Regions from separate parts of the Homo sapiens genome. Here region 1 is linked to region 2. A link is an interaction called in ENCODE POLR2A ChIA-PET data of the cell type or tissue named here. Cell type or tissue: PC-9. All regions are shown on one strand. Links, peaks and the distances in the headings refer to the core of each region. The heading gives the core; the rest is flanking DNA.

What was found. Peaks named below come from ENCODE experiments on the same cell type or tissue, not always from the same donor. Only the 100,000 strongest peaks of a DNase experiment are listed, where the experiment ranks them.
Region 1: POLR2A ChIA-PET joins it to region 2 with 6 read pairs; 3 of 35 experiments call an interaction of 5 or more read pairs at or near these places.

What each region holds. Positions count from the first base shown.
Region 1 is chr14:103,267,744-103,273,121 of GRCh38, forward strand. No RefSeq gene overlaps it. Among named protein-coding and RNA genes, the nearest start is that of EIF5, 64 kb to the right of the region's middle. In PC-9, for the core only: no CTCF peak of the experiment used is centred there; no DNase peak of the experiment used is centred there.
Region 2 is chr14:103,141,584-103,146,961 of GRCh38, forward strand. It overlaps the pseudogene NDUFB4P11. Among named protein-coding and RNA genes, the nearest start is that of TNFAIP2, 21 kb to the left of the region's middle. In PC-9, for the core only: no CTCF peak of the experiment used is centred there; DNase peaks (open chromatin) are centred at 1,454, 2,218 and 2,698; H3K4me3 peaks cover 308 bases; H3K27ac peaks cover 2,485 bases.

The DNA.
Region 1 (5,378 bases), core at 263-5,262, 130 kb after region 2:
AACTCATTTCGGCATTAACTCAAAAGTCCACAGTCCAAAGTCTCATCTGAGACAAGGCCAGTCCCTTCCACCTATGAGCCTGTAAAATCAAAAACAAATTAGTTACTTCCAAGATACAATGGGGGTACAAACATTGACTAAATACTACCAATCCAAAAAGGCAAACTGGCCAAAACAAAGGGGCTACAGGCCCCATGCAAGTTTGAAACCCAGCAGGGCAGTCATTAAATCTTAAAGCTCCAAAATAATCTCCTTCAACCCTGTGTCTCGTATCCAGGCCACATTGGCTCAAGGGGTGGGCTCTGCCCTGTGGCTCTGCAGGATGCAGCCCCCACAGCTGTGGTGGCAATGGGGAGCCAGGTGTGCTGATTTGCAGGCCCCTGGGTGGCATATGCAGGTGCTAATGGTGGTGAGTCCAGATAGGCCAGTCCTTGGGCCTCCAGCTTGCTCAGGCGCCACCAGTAGGCAGGGCAGGTGGGCTCCTGGGCAGTGTGTGTGGCAACAATGGTGGCAGAAGTGATGGTGGGCCAACCCTGGAGCCATCAGGCAGCATGTAGCAGTTGGGTGCTTTTCCATCCATCCCAATCACGGAAAATTCCCGATTCCTGTAGAATTAAAGGAGAATTACGAAGAGAATATCAAGATATGCAATGACAGAGCCTTCTGGGTGTAGCTGCTTCCAGCTACGGGGTTTACGCAATAGAGATATGACCAACAACAATTAGCATCACTTCAGAAAAAGTACTAAAGAGACCACAGAAAGCTTTGTGGAGGCGCTGGCTCACACCTGTAATCCCAGCACTTCGGGAGGCCGAGGCAGATGGATAGCTTGAACCCAGGAGTTCAAGACCAGCCTGGGCAACATGGCAGCAACATCCCCTCTCTACAAAAAAATTTAAAAATTAGGGCCAGGAGCGGTGGCTCACCCCTGTAATCCCAGCACTTCGGGAGGCCACGGCGGGTGGATCCCGAGGTCAGGAGATCAAGGCCATCTTGGCCATCATGGTGAAACCCCATCTCTACTAAAAATAGAAAAAATTAGCTGGGCATGTGCTTGTAGTCCCAGCTAATCGGGAGGCTGAGGCAGGAGAATTGCTTGAACCCGGGAGGTGGAGGTTGCAGTGAGCCGAGATCGTGCCACTGCACGCCAGCCTGGCGACAGAGCAAGAATCTGTCTCAAGAAAGAAAAAAAAAATTAGCCGAGTGTGGTGGCACATGCCTGTAGTCCCTACTACTTGGGAGGCTGAGGTGGAGGATCACCTGAGCCCGAGAGATTGAGACTGCAGTGAGCCGAGTTTGCACCACTGCACTCCAGCCTGGGTGACAAAATGAGACCCTGTCTCAAACAATGAATAAATAAAAGCTTTGCAGCCCAACTAAAGTCTCCAGATTCCTTACTTTAAATGGTTTTAGCAAAATGCTTAGGTTTTATATAGCTAATTGCTTAGGTTTTATATAGCTAATTGCTACAAATGTAACTAAAACCAAGATTGCAGTAGCTCAATGTATAGAACTTACAGATAAGCCAATTTTGTAACCTTGCATTTTGGCTTTGGTTTTTGGCTCTTACATTGCTTAAAGTTTTTCAGGTTAATGAATGTCTGGCTGCCTCCATTCCCATCTGGCCTAAAATGTTTAATTGACTGCAAGTCTTTTGGCTGTAAGACCCTTGGCCATGGGGTTCCGCCGAGGGCCTGGATGGACCTGGGGCAGGGAGCCACACCACCCTGGCAACGATATGGGACAAAATTAAAGTTTAGCCACTGATGCTGCCTCTGGAAAATCTTGACCAAAGTGAGGAAAAGAGACATAAAAATTATATCCTAAGCCCCCAACCAACTGAACTGAGCCCTTCTTGGCCAAGGGGACCCCAGAGATACCTTGAAAACTGAGTTCCAGGCCATGATGGGAACGCAGGTCAGACACGGGAGGGCAGGTCAGACACGCTCCCCTTTCCCTCTCCAGCTGCCCTTAGGCTTTCTCCCCTGCGGACTGCGGTCCACAGACCCCACCCCGACATCAACCAGACTCTGACGCTGCCGCTTCCTTTTGCATTTTCAATACAACCTTACCAACCAGCATCCCCTCCTGATAAGAGACCACCGACCTCAGAGTGGTTCTGGCCAGTCTACGGAGGATGCACAGTGAGGGTTTTCTCTGCTTCCCCTTTTGACATCAGAGGCCCAAAAACTCCACCCTTGGACCATGTGAAGGCTACCATTTTTTGAACGTGGGTCCCATGGAGAGGCATGAAGCTCAACTGTGTATGTTCATATTTCTCCTCTCATAAATATTCATGGATCCTCCTAAAGCTTATTGAATATGTATATTTGGCCACCCTGGTCAATATAAATCCCTGTGTTACCATTCCTACCCTCCAAATATCTGTTTCTAGCTTCCAGCCAGAGGCTATGCTTCCCAGCCTGTCAGAACGGCCACCTTCAGGCTGCAACCCTTTAGGAGGAATAAAGCTATCCTTTCCAAACTAGAAAAAAAAATTACTTGTGGGAGTACTTTGGGTTTTGGGGGGTTGTTTTGAGACAGAGTCTCGCTCTGTCACCCAGGCTGGAGTACAGTGGCGTGATCTCGGCTCACTGCAACCTCCGCCTCCCGGGTTCAAGTGATTCTCCAGCCTCAACCTCCCAAGTAGCGGGGATTACAGGCACATGCCACCACCCCTGGCTAATTTTTGTATTTTTAGTAGAGACGGGGTTTCACCATGTCAGCCAGGCTGGTCTCAAACTCCAGACCTCGTGATCCGCCTGCCTCAGCCTCCCAAAGTGCTGGGATTACAGGTGTGAGTCACCGCGCCTGGCCCAGCAATTCAATATTTTTAAGATTTTTAAAAATATGTATTTTATCCAGTTAGTTGTTCTCATTGGGAAATAGTTTAGCCCAGAGTTACTGGAGACAAGAGTTTTACTCCATGCCTGTCCCCCACCTGATTGCCTAGCTGGAAATAGAGGTCTTTGTTTTTATGAGCTGCCTGAAATCCTAAACAGAAGGAAGTGCCACTCAAAGCTTCCTTTTATAACCAATCCATATCCCAAACTGGCATATTTGGGGGTGGCATTTCCTGAACTTCAGTGTTAAGGATTTCTGCCACAGATGAAGGGGGTGTTCTGCCTGGGGGGTGTCAGGTCGCAGGGCCTGAACACCCTCTTCCCAGCCACCATCTGGGGAGACAGTTCTGCTTTCCAGGTGTTACTGAAAGTACTGAAATTCTTGTGGGGAAACTGAAGAACTGCCTGAGGCCTAAAAGACATACAGCCAGTCCCCGAAAGGAGTGTTGAGGACTGAAGTCTTGCCGGGTCTCAGCGCAGTGAAAGGTTTTTTGGTGTTTGTTTCTTTGTTCATTTTGAGGGGACCTTTTATTCTACCACAATATCACACACAATATAAACTGAATACCAGGGTCCTCCACAAGCCACTGCGCGGGCTAGCATTTTCCCTCGACAAAGCTAGGAAGCTTATACAGATAAAAGTTAGTTTTGAGTTTTCACATTTGATTTTGAAAAATGTTCAAATGCCTAAGGCAGAACTAAAGTCTCAGCTCTGCGAGTCCATGGGCTGTAGAGAATAATAATGCCTGGAATTCACATACAGACACACACACACACACACACACACACACTCCCACACACACCCCCCCACACCCCCCCCACACACACAACCCCCCCCACACACACACACTTCCCACACACACCAAAGCCAAACACCAGCAACCTTCCCAAGGTTTTGTTTGTTTGTTTTTGAGACGGAGTTTCACTCCTGTTGCCCAGGCTGGAGTGCAATGGCGCGATCTCGGCTCACAACAACCTCCGCCTCCTGGGTTCAAGTGATTCTCTTGCCTCAGCCTCCCAAGTAGCTGCGATTACAGGCATGTGCCACCATGCCCGGCTAATTTTGTATTTTTAGTAGAGACAGGGTTTCTCCATGTTGGCCAGGCTGGTCTTGAACTCCCGAACTCAGGTGATCCGTCCACCTCAGCCTCCCAAAGTGCTGGGATTACAGGCCTGAGCTACCACACCCAGCCAATTCCCAAGGTTTTACAAACACAGCTAGAAAGGCAAACAAAAAGAGCATCTTTTCTTTACATAATTTCATTCTGTTTAACATTTGCATTATTGTCAAAATATTCAGGTGTTCAGGGAAAAAATGTTGCTTCAATAAACTACAGGGGAAATAATGCTGTTAGTTGTAGAAGCTGATTTTGCTCCATTCTGACAAAAAAAAAAAACAACACCTTTTGAAAGTACAGGGACATTTCAGCAAGTAGGTCAGGCATTTTATATATGTAAATGAAAAAAAAAACAAATCCACCCAGAAAGCTGCAATTCTAGGTTGTAAATGAATCTAAAACGTGTGAAAAACTGTTCAGTTCAGTGCCCTGAAATCTATTTCAAACATAACTGTAACTCTTACAACATTAAGGCTTAGGTCACTGCCAGGCACAGTGGCTCACGCCTGTAATCCCAGCACTTTGGGAGGCCAAGGCAGGAGGATCACCTGAGGTCAGGAGTTCAAGACCAGCCTGGCCAGTATGGTGAAACCCCGTCTTTACTAAAAATACAAAAATTAGCCGGGCGTGGTGCCGCGTGCCTGTAGTCCCAGCTACTTGGGAGGCTGAGGCAGGATAATTGCTTGAACCCGGGAGGGGAGGCAGAGGTTGCAAGGAGCCCAGATCGCACCACTGCACTCCAGCTTGGGCGACAGAACTAGACTCTGTCTCAAAAAAAAAAAAAAAGTATAAGGGTCACATCATACACAAAAGAGAACACCCATCTCTACAGGAGTGCCGGCTCCAGAGTCTTCGGGGTCTCAGAGAAGACCCAGAAACAAGGTCTCCACGAATTAAAGCACCATCAGGAGAGAAAGACCATCCGGATATAGTCAATCAGTGCGAGGCAGCCACATACACAAGTAACCCTTGTTTAAGCGTCAGTGTACGCATTTTCGGTTACATCTTATACGGCACTATGTACGTGAGTAACGCTTAGCTTCAGTTTAAAAAATACAAGGACGGACACTGATTAAGAAAAGCAATTTTTGGCCGGGCGCGGTGGCTCACGCCTGTAATCCCAGCACTTTGGGAGGCCGAGGCAGGCAGATCACAAGGTCAGGAGATCGAGACCATCCTGGCTAACATGGTGAAACCCCGTCTCTACTAAAAATACAAAAACAAAATAGCCAGGTGTGGTGGCGGGCGCCTGTAGTCCCAGCTACTCGCGAGGCTGAGGCGGGAGAATGGCGTGAACCCGGGAGGCGGAGCTTGCAGTGAGCTGAGATCGCGCCACTGCACTCCAGCCCGGGCGACAGAGCGAGACTCTGTCTCAAAAAAAAAAAAAAAAAAAAAAAAAAAAAAAAAAAAAAAAAAA
Region 2 (5,378 bases), core at 128-5,127:
ACTCACGCTGTCTCCAAAATGAGGAGACAGTGAGGACAAGGTGCCAATGGTTACTGTAGCCACTGTTGGCTCTGTTAATTACACCACAAATTCAACCACAGTCCACTGAATATCTTGTTACCTGAAGACTGAATGGTAACACTAACCTCCAAAAAATTGTGTGTACAATACAGATGCCAGCGAGAGAAAACAGGAAAATGGTTGGCATGTGGAAACAAACACGTGAAAACAAGCAAAGGAAACTAAGCAAAACTACTACACTCCTTGCTTCCGTGACAGTTGGGAGCCGAGGCTTGAAGTCCATGGTTCCTTCTCCCATCACTCATCCTGGATTTTCCCCTCCCTCAGCCGGGACCTCAGCTAGTTGGTGATCTTTACTTGATGAAACAACTAAAACTTTCATTTCAGAAGGTTCTGAGTCCTCAATTTTCCTGCCTTTCTATGGCTGGGGTAGTTTTCCATGAACCTTTTCTATTGGCCATGGAAATAGTCAGAAGTGCCGCAGAGAATGAATGCCCTGATTTCCAGACATAGTAGCAGCTGCCTGGTCTCCCAGGAGAATCAGAACCTATCACTGCAGTCAAGAGAGCAATCATTTTTTAGGTCTTTTGGTGTCATGACAGAATGAGCCCCAGATGGCCAGGTGGCGGCATCATCTTTCAATTTAATGAAACCATTGCTGTGTCTCCTGGTTGAAGGATGTTCCTCTCCGGGACTAAGACCTTCACATTAGCAGAGCTCAAAGTTGCTGCGACAGGAAGCAAAAATCCTGCCAGCTGGTTGTTATTGGGGGTAATAGTAAGTGGATCCCCCTCATATCAACTGGTTGCATGGAGTTCTAATCGGGGAAGAGGAGTCAGGCTGGGGGGAGCAGGGAAAGCAAAACAAACAAACAAAAAACAGATAAGCTATAAGCCTGCCTTTCTACATGGCCCAGGACACACAGAGCCCTCCTAAGCAAATAACTCACAATCTTCCTGTGCCCATCTTATCGCCAGATCCTCAGCCGATAGACAAGTGTCAGTTAGCTCGCTGCAACCTGGGCATTATCAGCACTGCGCGTGGCCCTCTCCAGCACAAGCACCATCCTATAAAATCCCCCACAAGTCTTTGTCTCCTTGTAGTCAGCTCCCCTTTTGCTGATCTGCCCATTGCTTTCTTGCAATGTATTTTCCTGTGTTCTCTAATAAGCCTGCCTGTCTTTACCTACAACTCTCTTGGTAAATTCCTTTATTGCATGCGCCACTGGTCCTAGTTAGTCACTACCTGTGACAGCTTGGTTTCTGGAGCCATGCATTTTGGCTATAAGGGAAGTAGAACCATGTGGTGGCCCCTGATTCAAAGCGTATATGGAATCCTGTAAAATAGAGTCCATCTTTCCTGGGTATTGCCACTCAGTCTTTTGCTGAGGCTAGCTCCTTCTGGGTGATAGAATAAGCAGTAAGATCAGTGAATTCCACGGCCACGAGCCACTGTGGCATTTCCTTGGTGGTGAAATGGGTTCCTTGGTCAGAAGCAGCCCTGCATGGAAGCCATGATGGTGAAAGGCATCACGTGAGGCTACAAGCAGCAGTGCTGCAGAAACACTCTGGGTAAGGGAGGCAAAGTGTGTCCCTTCCAGGAAGGTGAGTCTGTGTCCCCTCCATGATGGAAGAGACCAGGACCCACCTGCTACCAGATGCTGGCTGCTCTCTGTGGGGGAAGGTGCCATCAGGCACTCAGTGCTGCTCTCTGGGGTTGTGAGAGGGGGCTGCCAGCAGTGAGATTAGTCAGACCAGCCTGGAGAGATGAGCCCGTGTTGCTGGGCCCATGCGTAGCCTCCATCTTGGTCACCATAAATACATTGTTTGTGGGTTCATTGAAAAAGCGCTGGTGTGGCTAGGGAATTGTGTCCCCCCAAATTCATCTTAAAATCGTAACTCCCAATGTGGCCCTACTTGGAGCTAGAGTGTTCACAGAGGTAATCAAGTTAGAATGAGGTCATTGGGTGGCTCTAATCCAATACGACTGGTGTCCTAAAAAGGGGAAATTTGGAGACAGACACAGGGAGAATGCAGTGTGAGGATGGAGACAGATCAGGGTGCTGCTCCTGTCAGAGGCATTCGAACCAGAGTGACTCCATCTTGAATAGGGGCTGGGAAAAATGAGGCTGGGGCCTGCTGGGCTACATTCCCAGGAACTTAGGCATTGTTAGTCGCAAGAGTTTACGGTTGAGGGAGCAGATTAATAATGTTTACTAACAGACCTGGAATGTCCTGATGTCCCAATATCTTGAGAACGCAAGCATTCCTAGTTTAAGACGTTTTGTTTTAAAGATAATATCGATTCTTGTGAAAGATGGTAATTACAAAGATTAATCCTCTATCACAAACCCTTGTAGTAAAGCACATCTCCTATGATTTTCGTATCTTAAACAGGCATTGTACTTAGGCTGGGCTTGGTCCTCCTTTTACTTTAAGGAATGCCCTTCTCTGTCTATAGTCATTCTTTTTTTTTTTTTTCTTAAAAAATATATGTATATATTTTGGGGGCTCTATTTTACAGGATAATATATATATGTATGTATCTTTTGTATATATATTTGTGTTACAGGCCGAAAGAATGAGGGTGGTGATCAGTTCAGTATACCACTGGAGGCTCTATGAGTAAACAGCAAACTGTTTCTCATAAATGCGGAATGTTGGCAAACTGACAAACTGTGTCTGCCACCCAGAAGGGATGCTGAGGGCAGTCACTCCCCAAACGCAGTGTTTCTTGAGATTAGGTACATCTGAAGCCTGTTAGTAATAACATGAACCTGTTATCAATTAGCAGCCGACCAGTCATTACCTCCTCCTCCCTGCTCTTGCTACCCAATAAATATGAAGGGCTATGGAAGCTCAGGGGCTGCCTTTGTCCACTAGAAGCAGGGAGCTCTCTTCATCCTTCCCTGGACAGTTCCTTTCAAACAGTTTCTTTTGTCTTCAGTTTTCATTTCTACGTTTGTCTCTTCGTTCAGTCTTGTAATGACGGTCTCAAGTAGTAAAAGTAGTAATTGTTGTGGGGATGATCTCAAGTAGTAACCGTGGCAGTCAGCCACATATTTGTATATATATATTTACAGGATACAAATTATATATATATATATTTTAAGACAGAGTCTCACTCTGTTGCTCAGGCTTGAGTGCAGTGGCACAATCCTGACTCACTGCAACCTTTGCCTCCCAGGTTCAAGCAATTCTTGTGCCTCCGCCTCCCGAGTAGCTGGGATTACAGGCACACACCACCACACCCGGCTAATTTTTGTATTTTTAGTAGAGATGGGGTTTCACCATGTTGACCAGGCTGGTCTTGAACTCCTGACCTCAGGTGATCTGTCTGCCTTGGTTTCCCAAAGTGTTGGGATTACAGGCGTGAGCCACTGGTCCTTGTCAAAAATATATATATATATAATATATATTTTATATTTTATGTTTTATATATATAAATATAAAATATATATATTTTATATTTTATGTTTTATATATATAAATATAAAATATATATTTTATATTTTATGTTTTATATATATATATATAAATATAAAACAGGCGTGAGCCACTGGGCCTGGCCAAAATATATATATATATTTTATAGAGACAGGGTCTTACTATGTTGTCCAGGGTAGTCTCAAACTCCTGGGCTCAAGCAGTCCTCCTGCCTTAGCCTCCCAACATGCTGGGATTACAGGCATGAGCCACCATGCCCATCCAGGAGTAGCTATTCTTTCATTCCTTTACTCTCTTAATAAACCTGCAGCTAGGTGTGGTGGCTCACACCTGTAGTCCCAGCACTTTGGAAGGTCGAGGCGGGCAGATCGCGTGAGTCCAGGAGTTTGAGACCAGCCTGGGCAACATGGTGAAACCCTGTCTCTGTGAAAAATTTAAAAAATTAGCCAAGCATGGTGGTGTGCACCTGTAGTTTCAGCGGAGGTGGGAGGATCACCTGAGCCTGGGAGGTGGAGGTTGCATTGAGCCAAGATCACGCCACTGCACTCCAGCCTGGGTGACAGAGTGAGACCCCATCTCAAAAGATAAAATACATAGAATAAAACAAACTTGCTTTCACTTTGCACTGTGGAATTGCCTCTAATTCTGTCTCGTGTGAGATCTGAGAACGCTCTCTTGGGGTCTGCATTGGGGCCCCTTTCCAGTAACACTTCTACAAGCCAAGAAAGGCCAGAGATTGACAGAAAACTCCCACAGCTGGGAGACGGGCTGGGATGGAGTCTCCCTCACTTCCTCAGAAGGAGGCAATTCTGCTGACACCTTGACCCCAGACTTCTAACTTCCAGAACTGGGAGATGGCACGTTTTTAGGGCCTAAGCACCCGCAGCTTGCGGCACTTTGTTGCAGCATTCCTAGGAAACACACAGGGTCTGGCTGATGACTTCACAGAACTTCCTTCTTTTACCTGATTCAGCCTCTTCTGAAGGGGACACCCTTTGCTGAGCATTTATATGATGCGCAAATGTTCCTGTAGTCTGTGTCCATCTCGAGAGGCTGACCGCATACTTCTTCCTCAGACATCCTTGTTACCAAACTTCCAATCCTTTTCTTCCAGGTCCCCGAACATCCAACCAAACTGTTAGCAGCTGTTTCTAAGTGGGCACGGATTTGTACCTCTGGGCATCTCTCTGTCTGCATGTAGTGGACAGCCGAGTGAATGGCTCAAACTGTGCGCCTAGGGAGGGTTCCTTCGCTACCGGGGCTCGGCCGGTGGAGCTGTAGTACTCATGTCTACTTTTGTGGGAACTGGCATAGCATGCCGAGCCCTCTGTCACCAGGCTCGAGTTTCTTCCTCAGCCAACTGGGTGTGAGGAGTACCCGGGGAGGCTGGAGGCATGGATGGGGAAGGGAGACAGGGCAGCAGGGGTAGGTGCTGAGGGAGTCTGGGCCACCTGCCTTCCCTGTGAAGTTCCCATGCCGTCTGGACCCACCCCAGCTTGCCTCTACTGCGTACATGGACTGAGAGGCCACCGCTGCAGATCCCACGCCTGGTGGCTGGGTGGGTCCAACCATGCCCGGCCCCTAATGGGAACTAGGCTGAATGATCACCTAATGACACAGGGGTGGGCGTTCAGACTCGAATCCCAGTAGAAAGCGAGAAGCAGTTTCTCAGAAGGAAACTAGTTATCTACAGAAGAGAGCACAGAATTGCTCCACAATTCTAGAGGTCCGGACTGCAATTTTCCCATTGGCGCTTGTCATGGATATGTTGAGCAGCAGTGGCTCACAGGGCTGGGCGGCACAGAGGCTTGTACGCATAGAGCAGCCCAGGCCTGCAGAACCTCCTCTTGCTCAGCCTCTTATGGAAACTGGCTGCCTTATGGGGCACTCGGGAGATGGGTCATGGTAACA